2 separate regions of the Homo sapiens genome follow, and region 1 is linked to region 2. The links are chromatin loops, found by intact Hi-C in ENCODE. Cell type or tissue: breast epithelium. All regions are shown on one strand. Links, peaks and the distances in the headings refer to the core of each region. The heading gives the core; the rest is flanking DNA.

What was found. Peaks named below come from ENCODE experiments on the same cell type or tissue, not always from the same donor. Only the 100,000 strongest peaks of a DNase experiment are listed, where the experiment ranks them.
Region 1: a loop joins it to region 2, with 21 times the contacts of the local background. A loop is called at or near these places in 1 of 110 quality-filtered maps.

Annotation. Positions count from the first base shown.
Region 1 is chr6:2,294,687-2,304,092 of GRCh38, reverse strand. All of the region lies in intron 3 of GMDS-DT (GMDS divergent transcript), which reads right to left. Among named protein-coding and RNA genes, the nearest start is that of GMDS-DT, 54 kb to the right of the region's middle. In breast epithelium, for the core only: no CTCF peak of the experiment used is centred there; no DNase peak of the experiment used is centred there.
Region 2 is chr6:2,220,344-2,229,749 of GRCh38, reverse strand. All of the region lies in intron 1 of GMDS (GDP-mannose 4,6-dehydratase), which reads left to right. Among named protein-coding and RNA genes, the nearest start is that of GMDS, 21 kb to the left of the region's middle. RefSeq lists a silencer at 2,701-2,995 and enhancers at 6,955-7,572, 7,739-7,808. In breast epithelium, for the core only: no CTCF peak of the experiment used is centred there; no DNase peak of the experiment used is centred there; H3K27ac peaks cover 703 bases.

The DNA.
Region 1 (9,406 bases), core at 2,941-6,940, 74 kb before region 2:
GAGGTAGGACAGTAAAAGCATATTGCTGGCCTTGCCAGCTGAAGGCAAATTGCTTCTAGTGGGCCTTATGAACAGGAATGGAAAAAAATGCACTTGCCAAGTCAATGGTGGCATACCAGGTACCAGGAGATGTGTTAATTTGCTCAAGCAATGAAACCGCATCTTGTACAGCAGCTGCAATTGGAGTCACCACTTGGTTAAGCTTACAATAATCCACTGTCATTCTCCAAGACCCATCTGTCTTCTTCACAGACCAAATAGGAAAGTTGAACAGGGATGTTTTGGGAATCACCACCACTGTATCTTTCAAATCTTTGATGGTAGCACTAATCTCCACAGTCCCTCCAGGGATGTGATGTTGTTTTTGATTTACTATTTTTCTAGGTAGAGGCAGCTCTAATGGCTTTGATTTGACCTTTGCCACCATAATAGCCCTCACCCTACCAGTCAGGAAGCCAATGTGGGGGTTCTACCAGCTGCTAAGGATGTCTATGCCAAATATGCATTCTGACACTGGGGAAATGACCACAGGATAAGTCTAGGGAACCAGCGCACCCAATGTTAAGTCGGACCTGAGCTAAAACTCCATTAATTACCTGATCTTCATAAGACCCTACTTCAATTGGAGGACAACAATGATGTTTTGGGTCCCCTGGAATCAATGTGAGCTCAGAGCCAGTGTCCAACAGTTCCTGAAATATCTGATCATTTCCCTTTCCCCAGTGCACAGTTACCCTGGTAAAAGGCCAGAGGTCTCCTTGAGGAAGGATGGGTGAAAGATTCACTACATAAATTGTTGGTAATGTAGTGGGGTCCTTCCTGAAGGGTACCTGGCCTCCCCTTCATTCAAGGGGCTCCAGATCTGTAAACTGGCTCAAGTCTGGAAATTGAGGGGCTGTGATTCTCTCTTTTTATAATTCAAATCAGTATTTTGTCCATTCGACCTAGAAGTTTTCTGCTTTTATAAATTAAGCAGAAATGCAGTAGGCTTCCTGTCGATTTAACTTCTAGAAACACCATAATTAATTAGCCATTGCCAGAGCTCTACAAGAGTCAGACTATTTTTTTTTTTTTTTTTTTTTTTTTAGTACTTTAAGTTCCAGGGTACATGTGCACAACATGCGGGTTTTTTTTTACATAGGTATACATATGCCATGTTGGTTTCCTGCACCCATTAACTTGTCATTTACATTAGGTATTTCTCCTAATGCTATTCCTCCCCCATACCCCCACCCCATGCCAGACCCCAGTGTGTGATGTTCCCCGCCCTGTGTCCCAGTGTTCTCATTGTTCAATTTCCACCTATAAGTGAGAACATGTGGTGTTTGGTTTTCTGTTCTTGCGATAGTTTGCTCAGAATGATGGTTTCCAGCTTCACCCATGTCCCTACAAAGGACATTAACTCATCCTTTTTTACGGCTGCATAGTATTCCATGGTGTACATGTGCCACATTTTCTTAATCCAGTCTATCATTGATGGACATTTGGGTTAGTTCCAAGTCTTTGCTATTGTGAATAGTGCCACAATAAACATACGTGTGCATGTGTCTTTATAGTAGCATGATTTATAATCCTTTGGGTATGTACCAAGTAATGGGATGGCGGGTCAAATGATATTTCTAGTTCTAGATCCTTGAGGAATCGCCACACTGACTTCCACAATGGTTGAACTAGTTTACACTCCCACCAACAGTGTAAAAGCGTTCCTATTTCTCCACTTACTCTCCAGCACCTGTTGTTTCCTGACTTTTTTAATGATCACCATTCTAACTGGTGTGAGATGGTATCTCATTGTGGTTTTGATTTGCATTTCTGATGAGAAATGCATGAGCATTCAGTGACAATGAGCATTTTTTCATGTGTCTGTTGGCTGCATAAATATCTTCTTTTGAGAAGTGTCTGTTCATATCCTTTGCCCACTTTTTGATGGGGTTGTTTGATTTTTTCTTGTAAATTTGTTTAAGTTCTTTGTAGATTCTGGGTATTAGCCCTTTGTCAGATGGGTAGACTGCAAAAATTTTCTCCCATTCTGTAGGCTGCCTGTTCACTCTGATGATAGTTTCTTTTGCTGTGCAGAAACTCTTTAGTTTAATTAGATCCCATTTGTCTATTTTGGCGTTTGTTGCCATTGCTTTTGGTGTTTTAGTCATGGAGTCCTTGCCCATGCCTATGTCCTGAATGGTATTGCCTAGGTTTTCTTCTAGGATTTTTATGGCTTTAGGTCTAACGTTTAAGTCTTTCATCCATCTTGAATTAATTTTTGTATAAGATGTAAGGAAGGGATCCAGTTTCAGCTTTCTACATAGGGCTAGCCAGTTTTCCCAACACCATTTATTAAATAGGGAATCCTTTCCCCATTGCTTGTTTTTGTCAGGTTTGTCAAAGATCAGATGGTTGTAGATGTGTGGTGTTATTTCTGAGGCCTTTGTTCTGTTCCATTGGTCTATCTCTCTGTTTTTGTACCAGTATCATGCTGTTTTGGTTACTGTAGGCTTGTAGTATAGTTTGAAGTCAGGTAGCATGATGCCTCCAGCTTTGTTCTTTTTGCTTAGGATTGTCTTGGCAATGCGGGCTCTTTTTGGTTCCATATGAACTTTAAAGTAGTTTTTTCCAATTCTGTGAAGAAAGTTATTGGTAGCTTGACGGGGATGGCACTGAATCTATAAATTACCTTGGGTAGTATGGCCATTGTCACGATATTGATTCTTCCTATCCATGAGCATGGAACGTTCTTCCATTTGTTTGTGTCCTCTTTTATTTCGTTGGGCAGTGGTTTATTGTTCGCCCTCAAGAGGTCCTTCAAATACCTTGCAAGTTGGATTCCTAGGTATTTTATTCTCTTTGTAGCAATTGTGAATGGGAGTTCACTCATGATTTGGCTCTCTGTCTGTTATTGGCGTACAGGAATGCTTGTGATTTTTGCACATTGATTTTCTATCCTGAGACTTTGCTGAAGTTGTTTATTAGCTTAAGGGGATTTTGGGCTGAGACGATGGGGTTTTCTAAATATACACTCATGTCATCTACAAACAGAGACAATTTGACTTCCTGTTTTCCTAATTGAATACCCTTTATTTCTTCCTCTTGCCTGATTGCCCTGGCCAGAACTTCCAACACTATGCTGAACAGGAGTGGTGAGAGAGGGCATCCCTGCCTTGTGTCGGTTTTCAAAGGGAATGCTTCCAGTTTTTGCCCATTTAGTATGATATTGGCTGTGGGTTTGTGATAAATAGCTCTTATTATTTTGAGATATGTTCCATCAATACCTAGTTTACTGAGAGTTTTTAGCATGAAGCGCTGTTGAATTTTGTCAAAGACCTTTTCTGCATCTATTGAGATAATCATGTGGTTTTTGTCTTTGGTTCTGTTTATGTGATGGATTACGTTTATTGATTTGAGCATGTTGAACCAGCCTTGCATCCCAGGGATGAAGCCGACTTGATCTTGGTGGATAAGCTTTTTGATGTGCTGATGGATTCGGTTTGCCAGTATTTTATTGAGGATTTTCGCATAGATATTCATCAGGGATATTAGTCTAAAATTCTCTTTTTTTGTTGTGTCTCTGCCAGGTTTTGGTATCAGGATCATGCTGGCCTCATAAAATGAGTTAGGGAGGACTCCCTCTTTTTCTATTGATTGGAATAGTTTCAGAAGGAATGGGACCAGCTCCTCTTTGTACCTCTGGTAGAATTCGGCTGTGAATCTGTCTGGTCCTGGACTTTTTTGGTTGTTAGGCTATTAATTATTGCCTCAATTTCAGAGCCTGTTATTGGTCTATTCAGGGATTCCACTTCTTGCTGGTTTAGTCTTGGGAGGGTGTATGTGTCCAGGAATTTATCTATTTCTTCTAGATTTTCTAGTTTATTTGCATAGAGGTGTTTATAGTATTTTCTGATGGTAGTTTGTATTTCTGTGGGATCAGTGGAGATATCCCCTTTATCATTTTTTATTGCGTCTTTTTGATTCTTCTCTTTTCTTATTAGTCTTACTAGCAGTCTGTCAACTTTGTTGATCTTTTTAAAAAAACAGCTCCTGGATTCAGTGATTTTTTGAAGGGTTTTTTGTGTCTCTATCTCCTTCAGTTCTGCTCTGATCTTAGTTATTTCTTGCCTTCTGCTAGCTTTTGAATTTGTTTGCTCTTGTTTCTCTAGTTCTTCTAATTGTGATGTTAGGGTGTCAATTTTAGATCCTTCCTTCTTTCTCTTGTGGGCATTTAGTGCTATAAAGTTCCCTCGACACACTGCGTTAAATGTGTCTGTATTAAATGGAGTCTGTATTAGTACCCCTTTCCAATAACAATACCTACAGATTTGGATGAATTCTTCTCTTGTTGAGATCCTCAAGATATCCTAGGGTCCTGGGCCTGCCAGGAAGTGACATTCTTTTCTCACCTGTAAGGCCCAGAACCCTGTAAGCCGGGTATCAGTCCAGTTTTTCCAAAGGGAAGAGAGATTAATTGGCATTATAAAATCCACCTTCGTTTCTTTTTTAAATTTTTATTTTTTTTGAGACAGGGTCTTGCTCTGTCACCAAGGCTGGAGGGCAGTGGCGCCATCTCAGCTCAATACAACCTCTGTCTGCCTGCAACCTCCGCCTCTCTGCATCCTCTGCCTCCCAGGCTCAAGCCATCCTCCCACCTCAGCCTCCTGAGTAGCTAAGACTACAGGCGCGCCTTACCATGCCTGGCTAATTTTTTGTATTTTTTTTTTTTTTTTTTTTTTGTAGAGACGAGTTTTCGTCATGTTGCTCAGGTTGGTCAAAAACTCATGAACTCAAGCAATCCACGTGCTTCACCCTCCCATCGTGCTGGGATTACATTAGAGGCATGAGCCATTGGGCCTCAACCTTAGTTTCTTGAAGCTGCTTGTGATAGAGACAGTAGACAGTGAAGAGTACCCAGTGAAACCCAACCTTCAGGCCTAAAACAGCCTGAAGGCTGAAAGATTGGACTGCTGGTCCCAGATGAAAAACACGACCCAGAGGGAGAACTGCCCCTGTTTGTCCACCCTTTCCCAACTGATTCTTTCTGAATAATGCCCACATGTGCACTGGAGGAATGGGGTGGAGTGACCAGGAATTTGCACCTTATGCAGGGGGAGGAGTCTGGCTCTTCAGCTCATGTGTGGGGGCCTGATATTCAATCTGTGAGGTGGGAGGCCATTGGCAGGACACCCCTCACTTTGCTGAAAGTTTTTTTTTTCTTCCTTTTTGCCCAATAAATTCCACTGTCCTCACCCTTCAGAGTGTCCACATGCCTAATTTTTCCTGGTCGTGGCAGAAGAATCCAGATTTAGCTTAACTAAGGAACAAAAATTCTGCATCGCTTGGTCATATCTGATCTATACACATTCTCAAGTACGACGTTCCAGTCAAAACCTTGGTTATAAAACCAATGCTTCCAATTATGTTCTGTTACGAAGAGAACAGATTCTTATTGAACTTACATAAATAACTTTATTGCCATGAAAAAAGGATAGTCACTAATAGCTTCTGAATTCTGGACGGGTCAAGTAGGGAGAAAAAGTAATTGTATTTTGTTTATAAAGGAGTAATCTACCAAGCTGCTGTAAGCAATAGGTAGTCTAAGAGAAAAAAGAAAATTTTCCTTAAATCTGGAAAACAAAACCAGCAATGATTCAAATAAAATGTCATGAGTTCATTTAGTCTCATGTAACTAATTCTTGTTCTGCTAGATTTTGGTTCTAGCAATTTTATGAACCCAAGAGTTTCCTTATCAGAGTTCTGGAAATCCTTACCCAATTCAAGGTATAACAAAGTTACCAGAAACCTGAACCTATCAGTTATTTTCATGAATCTACTTGAAGATGAAATACTTTCAGACTACACTTACTTGTAAATGTAAGGTTCTTGTATTGGTTCAAACACCGTCTCAAAAAAAGAGAACTGCCCAAAACTGGGTAATTTATAAAGGAAAGAGGCTTAATTGACTCACAGTTCAGCATGGCTGGGGAGGCCTCGGGAAACTTAAAATCATGGCAGAAGGTGAAGGGAAACCCAGGCACCTTCTTCACAAGGCAGCAGGAAGGAGAATTGCCGAGCAAAGGGGGAAAAGCCCCTTACAAAACCATCAGATCTTGTGAGAACTCACCCACTAGCGTGAGAACAGCATGGAGGAACTGCCCCCATGATTCAATTACATCCACCTGGTCTCTCCTTTGGCACGTGGGGATTATAGGGATTATGGAAATTTCAATTCAAGATGAGATTTGGGTGGGAACACAAAGCCTAACCATATCATTCTGCCCCTGGCCCCTCCCAAATCTCAGGTCTTTTTCACATTTCAAAACCAATCATGCCTTCCCAACACTCCCTCAAAGTCTTAATTCATTCCAGCATTAACCCAAAAGTCCAAGTCCAAAGTCTCTTTGAGACAAGGTAAGTGCTCTCCACCCATAAGCTTGTAAAATCAAAAGCTGAACAATTGATTTACAGCCTTGTTGCCATGGGTGAGACCGCCAGTTGGCCCATTACTCAATACAACCATCACAACCAGATGTGCAGACCTCTATACCCTACCCCTCACGTGCTTTACCCAGCCCAGCCTGTATACCCTACCCCCAGTATCAATTCTTGCACTTTGCCTAATAAAAATCCCAACCTTTTCAAAGAGTCAGTGAGGGAATTCTCTCTCTCTTGTGCTGCCTCCCTTATGCCCATGCATAAGCTCCAGTGAAGTCTCAGGAAAACTCTTTGGGCCTCACATCAATTTCTATTGCATTGAGAGCCCAAGAACCCATAGTTTCTAACAAGCCTAGACAATGCAGTGTGAACCCCCTGAAAAAATTTTAAAGAAAAAGAAAAGGAAGAACTTGGTGTAAGAACCACGTTGGGAGGAGAGAAGGGTGTGTCTTACGTTAATGAATTCAATTTGGGATTTTAAAGAATAATTCTTTAAGATAGTCCCCAAATCCCTATCTAGATGCCTCTCCTTTGCTTGGTGAAATAAGTCAATGGAGTTTGCTGAAAGATCAGCCACAGGACATGATCACAAAAGGCAGAGGAGTGAGACAAAGAAAGCTAAATGGTTTAGTCTACATGATAAAGAATTAAGAGTGAAACTCTGTCAAAAAAAAAAAAAAAAAAAAGAATCTGGAGTTTCCTGAAAAAACTTTCAGATAGAGGGATAGGACCTTGCAACCCAGTAAACTGGAACCCATGGTGCGAAAGGGGGTTGGGGAGATGAGAGTGACTGAGGAAATGAGAACAAGGAAGTCTAACTATTGGTGCTTGCTTATCCTCATTACCACTGCCCCTGCCCGTCCCTGCCACTGCCTCCAAAGAAGCTTTTTGGTACAGGGGTGCACTACACAACTACCATATGTTAGTGATAGTTTGTGGGAATTGAAAACAACACAAAAACCAATGCTATATCCCACATTAGTTGGGAAGAGGAGAGGTGGAAACAGGAGGAAGGATAAACTGAGATGGCATTTAGTAGGGGCACAGGAAACAAAGGGCAAAGACCAGGAGAATTCATAGAAATAGAGGAATAAGGGGATGGAGCTCCAACTACTTTCGTTTTAGTGTAGTGTGACCATCCCCCCCCCCACACACATATGTATACATAAGGTGGGTGAGCTGGAGTCATTTGAGAGCCCGAAGTGTGATTGTGTTAAATCAAGGTGTCTCTAAACCAGTTTGAACTTCTGAATGGATTCCCTACTGTAAGGAGCTCCTTCCTGTTACCTAAATCCTTTTCAGAATACAAGTCCTTTGCCAAGTGTATACTCTGCAAATATCTACTTCAAGTGTGTCGTTTGCCTTTGCTCCCATTATGGTGTCTTTTGAGAAAGAGCAGCTCTCATTTTTCTTGGAGCCCAATTTTTCAATGTATCAATAAAGTATGATGAATACTTTTTTAATGAAGTCTTTGCCAACCCCAAAGTCATAAAGATATTCTCTTATGCTTTCTTCTGAAAGCTTCGTTAGTTTAATCTGTTACATTAGGTCTAAAATCCTTCTTGTGGTTTTTGTAAAGAAGAAGCGTTCTGGATACATGTATTTTACTTATAGATATCTGATTGGCACAGCACCATTTATTGGGAAGACCATACCCACTGCACTACAATAACACCTTTATAAAAAAAAAATCAATAGTGGTCTATTTCTGGATTTTCTATTCTGTTATCTAGTCAGCTTGCCTATCTGTGCTAATACCACACTGTCTTAATTACGATCACTGTAAGTTTTAGAATCTAGTAGTAATATCTACAAATCTTCTTCAAGCACACCTTTGCAATATGCGGCACATTTGTTTTTATATATATTTTAGAATCAGCTTATTTTTATATAAACCTGCTGGGAGTTTGATTAGGATTAGATTAAATCTATCGATTTGGGGGGAACTAAAATCTTTACAATCGTGAGTCTTCCACCCCATTAACATGATATAACCCTCCATTTATTTAAAGCTACTTAAAAAGATCTTTTATATCTTTGATTAGATTTATTCTAAGGTTTTTAATTTTTTGTAAGTAATATCATCTTCCTTATTTCTTTTTTTGTTACTTTGTTGCTAATATTTAAAAAATTGATTTTTTGTATGTTGATCTCATTTCACAAAATTGTTAAATTTACTTATAGTTATTCTACATTAATAACTATAATTCTTTTTTTTCCTTTTTAAATTTCAATAGCTTTAGGGGTACAAGTGGTTTTTGGTTACATGGATTAATTGTATAGTTGAAAGTCTGAGAGTTTAATGTACCTGTCACCTGAGTAGTGGACACTGTACCCAATATGCAGTTTTTTATCCCTTATCCTCATTTCACCCCTCCCCCTTGTCAGTCTCCAATGTCCATTCTACCACTCTGTATGCCTTTGCATACCCATAGCTTAGCTCCCATTTATAAGTGAGAAAATACGGTATTTGTTCCATTCCTGAGTTACTTCACTTAGAATAATGACCTCCAGCTCCATCCAAGTTGCTGCAAAAGACATCATTTCATTTTTTCGTGGCTGAGTAGTTCTCGATGGTGTATATATACCATGTTTTCTTTATCCATTCATCAGCTGATGAACACTTAGGTTGGTTCCATATCTTTGCAATTGTGAATTGTGCTGCAATAAACATATGTGTGCAGGTGTCTTTTTTTGAAATAATGACTTCTTTTCCTTTGGGTAGATACCCTGTAGTGGGATTGCTGGATCAAATGGTAGATCTTTTTTTTTTTTTTTTTTTTTTTTGAGACAAGGACTCAGTCTGTCACTGAGGCTGGAGTGCAGTGGCATGAAAATGGCTCAGTGCAGCCTCTACCTCCTGAACTCAAGCAATCCTCCCACCTCAGCCTCCTGAGACCACAGCTCATCTCCTAGCTGGGACCACAGGCTGGCAACTCCTGTGGCTAATATTTTACTTATTTGTTTGTATTGACATGGTCTCACC
Region 2 (9,406 bases), core at 2,782-6,781:
ATAGGCAAATATTTTTGTCAGGGATGATCTGGGCAAAGTACCCATTTCTGGTACCTGAATTCTGGCCTTGGAATTAAGATAAATCTGTAAAGGGAGAGGAGAGAAAGATGAACATGAGTTTGATTCCTGACCTCAGTACTCACTGGGTGTCACAGGCAAATTTACTTTTTTTTTGTCTTGCTCTTGCCCAGGCTGGAGTACAGTGGCGTGATCTTTGCTTACCGCAGCCTGGACATGCTGGGCTCAACTAATCCTCCCACCCCAGCCTTCTGAGTAGCTAGGATCACAGGTGTGTGCCACCACACGTGACTCATTTTTGTATTTTTTTTTTTTTTTTTTTTGTAGAAACAGGGTCTCTCTATGTTGCCCAGACTGGTCTTGAACTCCTGGGCTCAAGTGATTCTCCTATCTTGGCCTCCCAAAGTGCTGGGATTACAGGCATGAATCACCATGCACAGCCCATGGGCAAACTTTTGAGTCTTTTTGAACCACCCTTATCTGTACTAGGACGAAAGAAAGTGCCTTGCGTAATGATCTTCTGGAAATGAGAACATTGTTATCCTGGAGGATCACTTTGGTTTTTCTTGTATACCAGACTGGATGCGGGCAGTGTCCTACCTCTGGACAGTGATTGGCTGATGCCCTCTCTCACCCCATCTGCAGTGAAGCCCTGGGGAAAAGTGGAGCCACGGGAGACCCCCACCACTAGAAGTTTGCTTCAGGGACTCTTGCTTTTCCTGTCTTCTTCCCCTTCCCTTTCCCCACTTCATCACATCAATCATAGAGTTTGCCTCCAGGAGCTAGCCTCTGGTGTGGTTGCTGCCCAGAGCCTGGCTGCCTGGCCACTTCCATTGCCCCATTGTCGACTGGAGCCTTATTTTACTCACTTCTCAGATGTCATACCTGGATCCCACTTGTTGAAGCTGTCAACGGGGGGTATTGGGGCTAATTCCAGGGGCAAAAAGGGAGCTCTACAGCACTACACAGTTGTACTGAGAAAGCTATTCCATGCAGCAAATGCATTGTTCAGGGTTACTCTTAACACTGCACATTATGGCGCAGGAACTAAATTTGTGTTCAAATGAATGCCCTTCCTACAGAGAAGTGGACTCCAAGTTTAAATAGCTGATTTCCAAGTTTTCTTTGGAAGGATTTGTTAAAGCACACACTTTGGATCAGTTCTTACCACCAGTTCCAAAGCTCACCAAGCTTAGGTGGAAGGAGGCATGGCTGCCCTGGGGATGGGGAAGGGATGCTTTCTTAATTGTACTCTGCATGGGAGAAATGTTTCTTTCTCTTAAAAGCAGTTTTACCTGTTTAAAAAACGGGCTCAGCTCAAGGCAGATCACTTAAGGTGGGACGGAGAGGGTTTGGAGTGTATATTGAAGAAAAGGAGAGTGCTTATAAAGGTGGGGGAGGAAAAGGAGGACGTGAAGGCCCAGAAGTGCTGAGAAGCACAGAAGGGTGGTGTTGGTGTTGGCTTTTCAGTCTTCATTTTCCTCTGTGAGTGGATCCTTTTAGATCAGTGGTGGGATGTCATAAACGTTTAATCCTGAGTGACACAGAAGGTGACACAGGCTTGCACTTTATATCCAAGAGGAACCAAGCACACTCAGATAGGTGCCTGCCATTCTTGTTTCTCTAGGAAAAGTTCCTAAAGGTGCTAAGAGGGGTACATTTTGTCTAGGTTCAGCACTGGGAGGGAGGTGTAAGAAGCTGCTTGCCTTCTTTTTACCTTGTACTTCACTGCGTAGACCCAGCACAGGCTTGGGCCACGTGCCGAGAAAGGGCCGCACAGCCACAGGTTGGCTCTCATTGAGCATGGTTATGTGTTAACTACCCATATTTCCTGGAAATGCCACAGAACTGAAGTTGGAAGCAGGTAGGAGAGCCTATGTCTGGACAGCAAGGGGAGTCCTGGGCAGCTGCACTTACATGGACCTTGGGGAGCTGGCCCCGTTGTTGCCTTGCTGTCATGGCCACTGAGATTCAGCTGCTATTGTGACCCAGGGGACCTCTGTGTGGCACAGCCTTCTGTTCTGGAATCCCAGGGAAACAGCTCTGGCCTGCCCGCTCCTTCCTATAGTTCCAGCCACAATTGGCACCTCACTCCCTGCATCCAGTGCAATCTCAGGTGTCTCCTGCTGTGCTTGCCTTTTCCACAGTCACTCTCTAGGAACTACTGAAATTCTCACTAGAATCAGCTGTTTCTCTAGATATGGAGCTTGTTCCAAAAGAATACTTTGCTTTTTTGTTGATGTTCTGACCTTTGATTTCAGTCCTCTCCAAAGATAAGAAACTTGCCATTTGTAGTTGAAGCATCCATAAAGCATGGTTCTGATGTTGGTGGTGTAATAGAATTACTTGGGCAGGTTGAATAACTCTTGGCTCTTCTATGCAGTTCAGTGGGCTTAGGGTAGAACTTGGAGCTGGCTGTTTTTAGAAACATTCTGAGGTGTTTGAAAAGTGAGGTGTTGTGGTTGAGAACCATTCATTTATGGGGACCGTAGTAGTGACTTGAAACATTTTATATATATATATGACATATATATGGAAATATATATATTTCATAAACTTTTTTCCTTAACATTTATTCAGAATAGTAAAAATAATGTTCACTATTGAAAAATTGGAAGTATAGGAGGATATAAAGTTTCAGGGGGAAAAAAAACAACACCCGCAATCCCACCACTCAGAAGTAATTACTGCCTGCATTATCTTTTCTTCATTGTTTTGACTAACTTGTTACTGATTGACTTCACTGCTTTTCAGCAAATGTTACTGGCCTTGAGTTGGATATGGAACTTAAATTCCATCTGGAATCATTCCTGGATGATTCTTTCAGAGTCATCAAGTACTGATTGAGTACGAGGGACTCCAGGGATGAATGCATCTGGGGGTCTAGGGTGAGGAAAATCCCAGCCTCAAGAGATCTTGTTAGTTAACCAGCTTAGCACCTCCTATTATGATTGTCATAGACATTTGTGTGTATATTTTAGTTCACATGTTAGGTGTTTTTAATGGTTTCATATTATTTTGAGTGATAGAATTTAGGAGAGTAAATGCTAGTAGAATCAGAGTTCATTAGTTTTTGACATGTTATATGCAAACACTTAAAAAAATTCCTGTGATGTTTGCTGAAGTTTGCATTTCCAGATACTCATATTCCATTTCTGTGTATTCTGATAGGAGGGTTATAATATCTCTGTTGTTGGGGCTATTGCTCTGGAGTATTTATCGATTAACTTTTGTTAATGATATACTCTGTGAAAGCACTTTATTAACTGGATTAAAAAAATTAATTGTAGCACACAGTAATGCGAAAATTTAGTTGGAATGTTGCCCTTATGGACAGTTATCATAGGCAGAATCTAACTCTTAGATGGGAACAGCAATCATGATCTCACAGGTCTCCTACAGCTCTGACAAATTCTTTCAAAATTAGTGAACTGCATTCTGGGTCTCTACTATAGAAGAGTCTCTGACTTCACGGGTTTCATGTTATTTCTACCCAGGAATCAGGATGCCTCACCCAAAGGCAGTTTTGACAAAATTAAAGTATATTGTTGGTGAGTGTCCAGAAGAGAGTGAAAACTGGGATGGCCTGGCTCAGTGTTGGTCTAGCAGAAACTACCTCTAGTGTAATTGTTTCCTTTCTCCCTCCTCTTTGTTTTCTGCCTCTATTTCATTTCTTTCTTTTCACAGTTTTTTCTTTTCTATTCCTCTCTCTTTTTTTCTTTTCTTAGGTTAGGCTTTCAGGGGCTGGAATGGGAGCAGAGTTCACCTGCCAGGAAGTGAGAATGGCAGGAAAGCTGGAATGGCAGTCCTTGGCTCTCCTGTGGTCGAGGTCTGATTACCTTCTAGGTAGTCATTGTGTCCCAGGAGATTTCAGAGAACAAACAGTGGAATCTTATTTAAATAGTTCTGTTAGGAGCATTAATGTTGTTTGTAGGTCATGGTCCAGATGGAAGCTGGCCCTTTTCTGACAAATACCTGGAAACATTTCCTTATTCTACTGTACGTTAGGATTTTGCAATCATTCTTTTCTGATCCCTAGCTTACTGGATAATCACAAAGGCTTTTTACTTCCTTTGTGCTGTAATATTGATCATCTGTGTTGGTTGGTTTACAGCCAACACACTGATCCGGATGCAAGCCGGAAAATCTAAGGGTTGGCAAATGATTCGTCATTTGCATAGAACAGCCTAGGACTCTTCAGAATGAACTTATGGAAGAGAGCTGTGGCATAGGAGCAGGAGAAGGTACAAGTTAGGGAGCAGTTTGGTATTGCACTTCATCTTTAGTTCAGCTTTGTTGCAGGGATCAAGACTGCAAGTTAAAGGGCAAGTTAGGGGGCACCTCTGTCTTTAATGAGATCATAGGATAAAGGCTTATTTATTTGTTTGTTTGTTTATTTATTGAGACAGGGTCTTGCTTGGTTACTCAGGATGGAGTGCGGTGGTGCAGTCTTGGCTTACTGAAGCCTTGACCTCCCCAGCTCAGACAATACTTCTGCCTCAGCCTCCCGAGTAGCTGGGACCACAGTTGTGCACTACCATGCCCAGCTAATTTTTTTTTTTTTTTGTATTTTTTATAGAAACGAGGTTTCACCATGTTGCCCAGGCTGGTCTTGAATTCCTGGGCCCAAGCGATCCACCCACCTCGGCTTCCCAAAGTGCTGAGGTTACAGGCCTGAGCCACCATGCCCGGCCAAGGCTTACTGTTCATCTCAGGTAGCGTCTGACATCGTGTGGACGTACGTGCGTTCAAATCTCCTCTCTGCCAGTTCTCAGTTCTGTGACTTTCAAGTAATTATTCAGCCTCTCTGTGCCTCAGTTTTCTCTTTTGTAAAGTGAGGATAATGGTACTAGCCATAGGTGAGGGTTGAAGGACACAGTGTCTGGCACATAATATTAATAAATATTCATTAATGTTTTACTCTTGGCTGTCCTGAACATTAGTCTGCTTTGACCTAGAATTCTTTTCCTGAAGACACGCTATAATTTTGATGAGAGTAAACAACTAACTCTTATTTGCATGTTCAAATAAACATGTTTTTATGAAGGTACTTGGTGTTCATTAACAAATGCTATACTTATGATTTTTTTTCTCTGAGACATAATACCAAACTTGTACATAAAATATTTCTGATCACTGATCTTCGCTCCTATAACTATAAAATTATATGTAAAATAGCTAAAAACTACTCAGTGCACTCTTTAGAATATATGTATTTCTCCTATGAGAAGCATCATTGAGATCTTTATTTGGGAAGCAATTAGGTTGCAAATTGAAAACAGTTTCCAACATCATCACCAAACTGAAAATGCCAAGTTGTCTGAGTCTAATGTCCAGAAGTCATTGTGGCCCTGTGGTCAGTGTTCTGCATTAGGGATCCCTGCAACAGAGCTGAATTAAAGATGAAGCACAGTAACCCAACACCTGTGTCAATAAGGGTGGATAATTTCTAGGGTTCCACAACGGGCTGTCAGTATCTTTCTCATTATTCCCCCAGCCTTTGTTTCACAGCCCAGTGGCTTCAGTCACTATGTCCATTTTCTTATCTCTTAAGGACTGTTCAACTCATTATATTTGGTTGCTTTCCCCATCCTACCCTAAACTGTTGTTATATAAGATCTTCTAAATTACCTTTCACGGCTAAACCCTGCAACTTCAGTCCTTGTCTTACTTGCTTTGTTGGCGTGTGTTATCACTGTCACTTTTCCTCTTGATTTTCCCTCCTCTGCTGGTTTTCCTTGTACCTCTTTGTCAGTGCATTGTTCTGCCCACCCTTGCAGGTTAGTGTGTCTTAACATACCATTCCTGACTCTCTCCTACTTTGTTCACTTTCTATGTCTACAACTGCAGTCACTCTTCCCTTGTGAATCCCAAAGCCTTGTCTCCAGTCCAGATTTGTTTCCTGAGTTCCAGACCCTGAGTTCCAAATGCCTCAACATTTCCATGTAGGTATTTCATAGACATCTCCTACTCCACATGTCCCTCCCTTCTATCATCTCTGTGTTTTTCCCCACCCTATTTCAAAGCAGGACCACAATCCATTTGGGAGCCAAAGTCAGAAATCTTGGAGTCATCCTATCGTCCTCCTTTCCCCTCACTCCTCATGTCTTCACCAGCAGGTCCTGCTGATTTTACCCCACTAGCATAGCTTTGGTAGCGGTGTCATCTCTTGTCCTTTCCTTGCCCACATCAGTTACCTTGTCCTGCCTGGGCTGTTATAGTAACCTCCTACCTGGTCTTCTGCTTCCAGTCTTTTTTTTTTCCATTCATTTGCTGCCAGTGAGTTTTAGCTGGAGTGACCATCTGATCATGTCAGATGGTCGCTCCTCAGCTTAAACTATTGGTGGCTCTCTCTTGCCCTGGGGGGAGTGTAAACTCTCCAGTGTCCCAGTGCCTTTGTGACTAGCACTTTCCTGCCTTTGCACCACATGCCCCCTGGCTTGTGTGTGTTTTGTAACCCAGCCATTTTGTACGGATAGTTTCTTGAATTCACCATATCCACATTAGTCATGGTTCTCTGGAGAAACAGAACCAGTGGGATGGATGGATATGGATATATATATATGTGTGTATATATATATAGAGAGAGAGAGAGCGCGCTATTGATTGATTGATTGATTGATTGATTGATTTGAAGGAATTGGTTCATGTCATTGTGGGGGCTGGCAAGTCTGAGATTTGCAGGGCTGGCTGGCAAGCTAGAGACACAGGAAAGAGTTGATGTTGCAGCTCCAGTCCAACATCTAGGCCGCTTGGAGGCAGAATTAGTTGTTCCTCCTGGGTAATGTCTTTGAGTGGATGAAGCCCACTCACATTGTAGGGAGTATTACTCAGTGTACTGATTTAAATGTTAATCACATCTAAAAAATAGCCTTCAGAGCAACATCTAGGCAGGTGTTTGACCAAGTCTGGTTGGCATATCCTAGTTAGCACACAAAATTAACTGCCTCACTGTCTTTCTCAATGTTGCTCGTGTTTGTATCTGTCCAGATTTCCCCCACACCTACTGTGGTGCCTACTGACCGCCTGGAAACCTGCCACTCATCCTGTGCTCCACTCTCAGCCTGCCCTGACCTTCTCAAGCAGCACAGCATTTCTTAGTACAGCATTTCCTTTTTTTGTTCCTAATTGGCTGGTAATTGCGTCTATTACAGTATTCCCCCTTTGCTGTGAGTATTCTTAAATTGCCTAACAGAATCAGTATGCCTCAAGGACCAAGCTTCTATTGTTTACATTCACCAGTGCTTAAGCACCTGATGAGTACCCAATAATTGTGTAATGAGGCACCGAATGAATGGAGACATTTGGGCCAAAGGGTCGGAGATAAGCAGTGAGAATGGAAGCAGTTGAGGGAGAAAGCAGAGGTTTTGGAGCCATTTGGAATTGGAGGAATCCCATTCACTGCACCAGGGTGTGGTCTCTAACCCCAGGAGAGCATTTTAGACGCCTAGGGAAAGCAGCTCTGCAGTCAGATTGACAGGATCGGAGTAAACCTCTGAGAAGCTCCAAAACTCAATCCCAGATCATACTTCTTACAGTGAGTGCTGGTCTAATGATTTCCATAGAATTTGCATCGTAATTTGGTGACAGTGTGTAAAAGCTGTCATTATCAGACTTCAGCATACTAGTCGCTTCCAGCTAATCACCTCCATGCAGGGGAGCCTAGACTGAAACATTGTTGCTTTTCATTATTTTGGAGAATAATTTAGGTAGAATTACTGTTTAATTTTTGTATTTCCTATTTAAGAAAACCTGTTTCTTTACGGCCCTTTGACTTTCATTTTCTCTTTTTCTTCCCACTGACCTGGCGGCTTCTTAAAGGGGCAGCACCAAGTTTCCTGTTGCCCCTGTGGGCAGTGGCCACAGATTGTCTTCTTTTTCTTCTTTTATACCCCATGGCACATTCTGAGAGTATTTTCTTTTTTCGTTGTTGTTTGTTTTCTTTTTGCTTGGGACTGCTATAATGTGAATATGATATTCTCATTAATTCATTTACTCATGTTGCAAAATTCACTAAAATCCCTTTGTTAAAAGAACATTTTAAGGCCGGGCATGGTGGCTCACTCCTGTAATCCCAGCACTTTGGGAGGCCGAGGCAGTCGGATCACGAGGTCAGGATATGGAGACCATCCTAGCTAACACGGTGAAACCCCGTCTCTACTAAAAATACAAAAAATTAGCCGGTCGTGGTGGCGGGTGCCTGTAGTCCCAGCTACTCTGGAGGCTGAGGCAGGAGAATGGTGTGAACCCGGGAGGCCGGGAGGCGGAGCTTGCAGTGAGCCGAGATTGCGCCACCGCACTCTAGCCTGGGTGACAGAGCAAGACTCCGTCTCAAAAAAAAAAAGAACATTTTAGATGACACTACTTTAAGTAATGTAATATTGTGTTTAAGGGAGCTTGATTAAAATAATAAAATGCAATTGAAGTCAAAACAGATGGATAAATCATGATATTACAAGTGAGAACTGGAATTCTACGTGAAGCCAGGAATAAAGCTGAGAGGTAATCTTTGAGCCACAATTTTGTGTTTTTTTGTTTATTTGTTTGAGATTGGGTGTTGCTTCTTGCTCTGTTGCCTAGGCTGGAGTACAGTGGCTCCTGTAACCTCAAACTCTTAGATTCAAGCAATCCTCCCACCTCAGTCTCCTGAGGAGTACATTACTTGTGGTAATGTACTACAGGTGTACATTACCATGCCTGGCTAATTAAAAAATTTCTGTATAGACGGGGTCTTGCTGTATTCCCCACGCTGGTTGTGAACTCCTAATCTCAAGTGATCTTCCCACGTTGGCCTCCCCAAATGCTTGGATTCCAGGTGTGAACCACTGTGCCTGAGCTTGTACATCCCTTCTTAGAAGGCCACAGCTTTATTACCATTATCAAACAGGGACATACAAGTACAGGTTGAGTATCCCTTATCTGAAGTGCTTGGGAGCACAAGTGTTTCAGATTTTTTTTTTTTCCGATTTTGAAATATTTTCATATACGTAGAGAAATGTATATACAAATCTTGGGGGTGGGACCCAAGTTTAAACATGAAATTTGTTTATCTTCATATATACCTTAAACACATAGCCCGAAGGTAATTTTATACAACACATTAAGTAATTTTATGTGTGTAGCAAAGTTTGTGTACATTGAACTGTCAGAAAGTGAAGGTGACTCTATCTGAGCCACCCATGTGGACAGTCTGTAGTTGTCTGGCATCCCCATCCTTCTTGAGGCTGAATTTATATGCTACGTATAAGCAATTATTGTCTCACATCTATTCACATTAAAGCACTTAACAGTAAAAAATATGACATGCCATTATTACAGCGAGAAAATAAGTGTCAGGGTAACCAAGCAGCACAGAGCATCACCAGACATCTGTACCAGCTGCTAAACC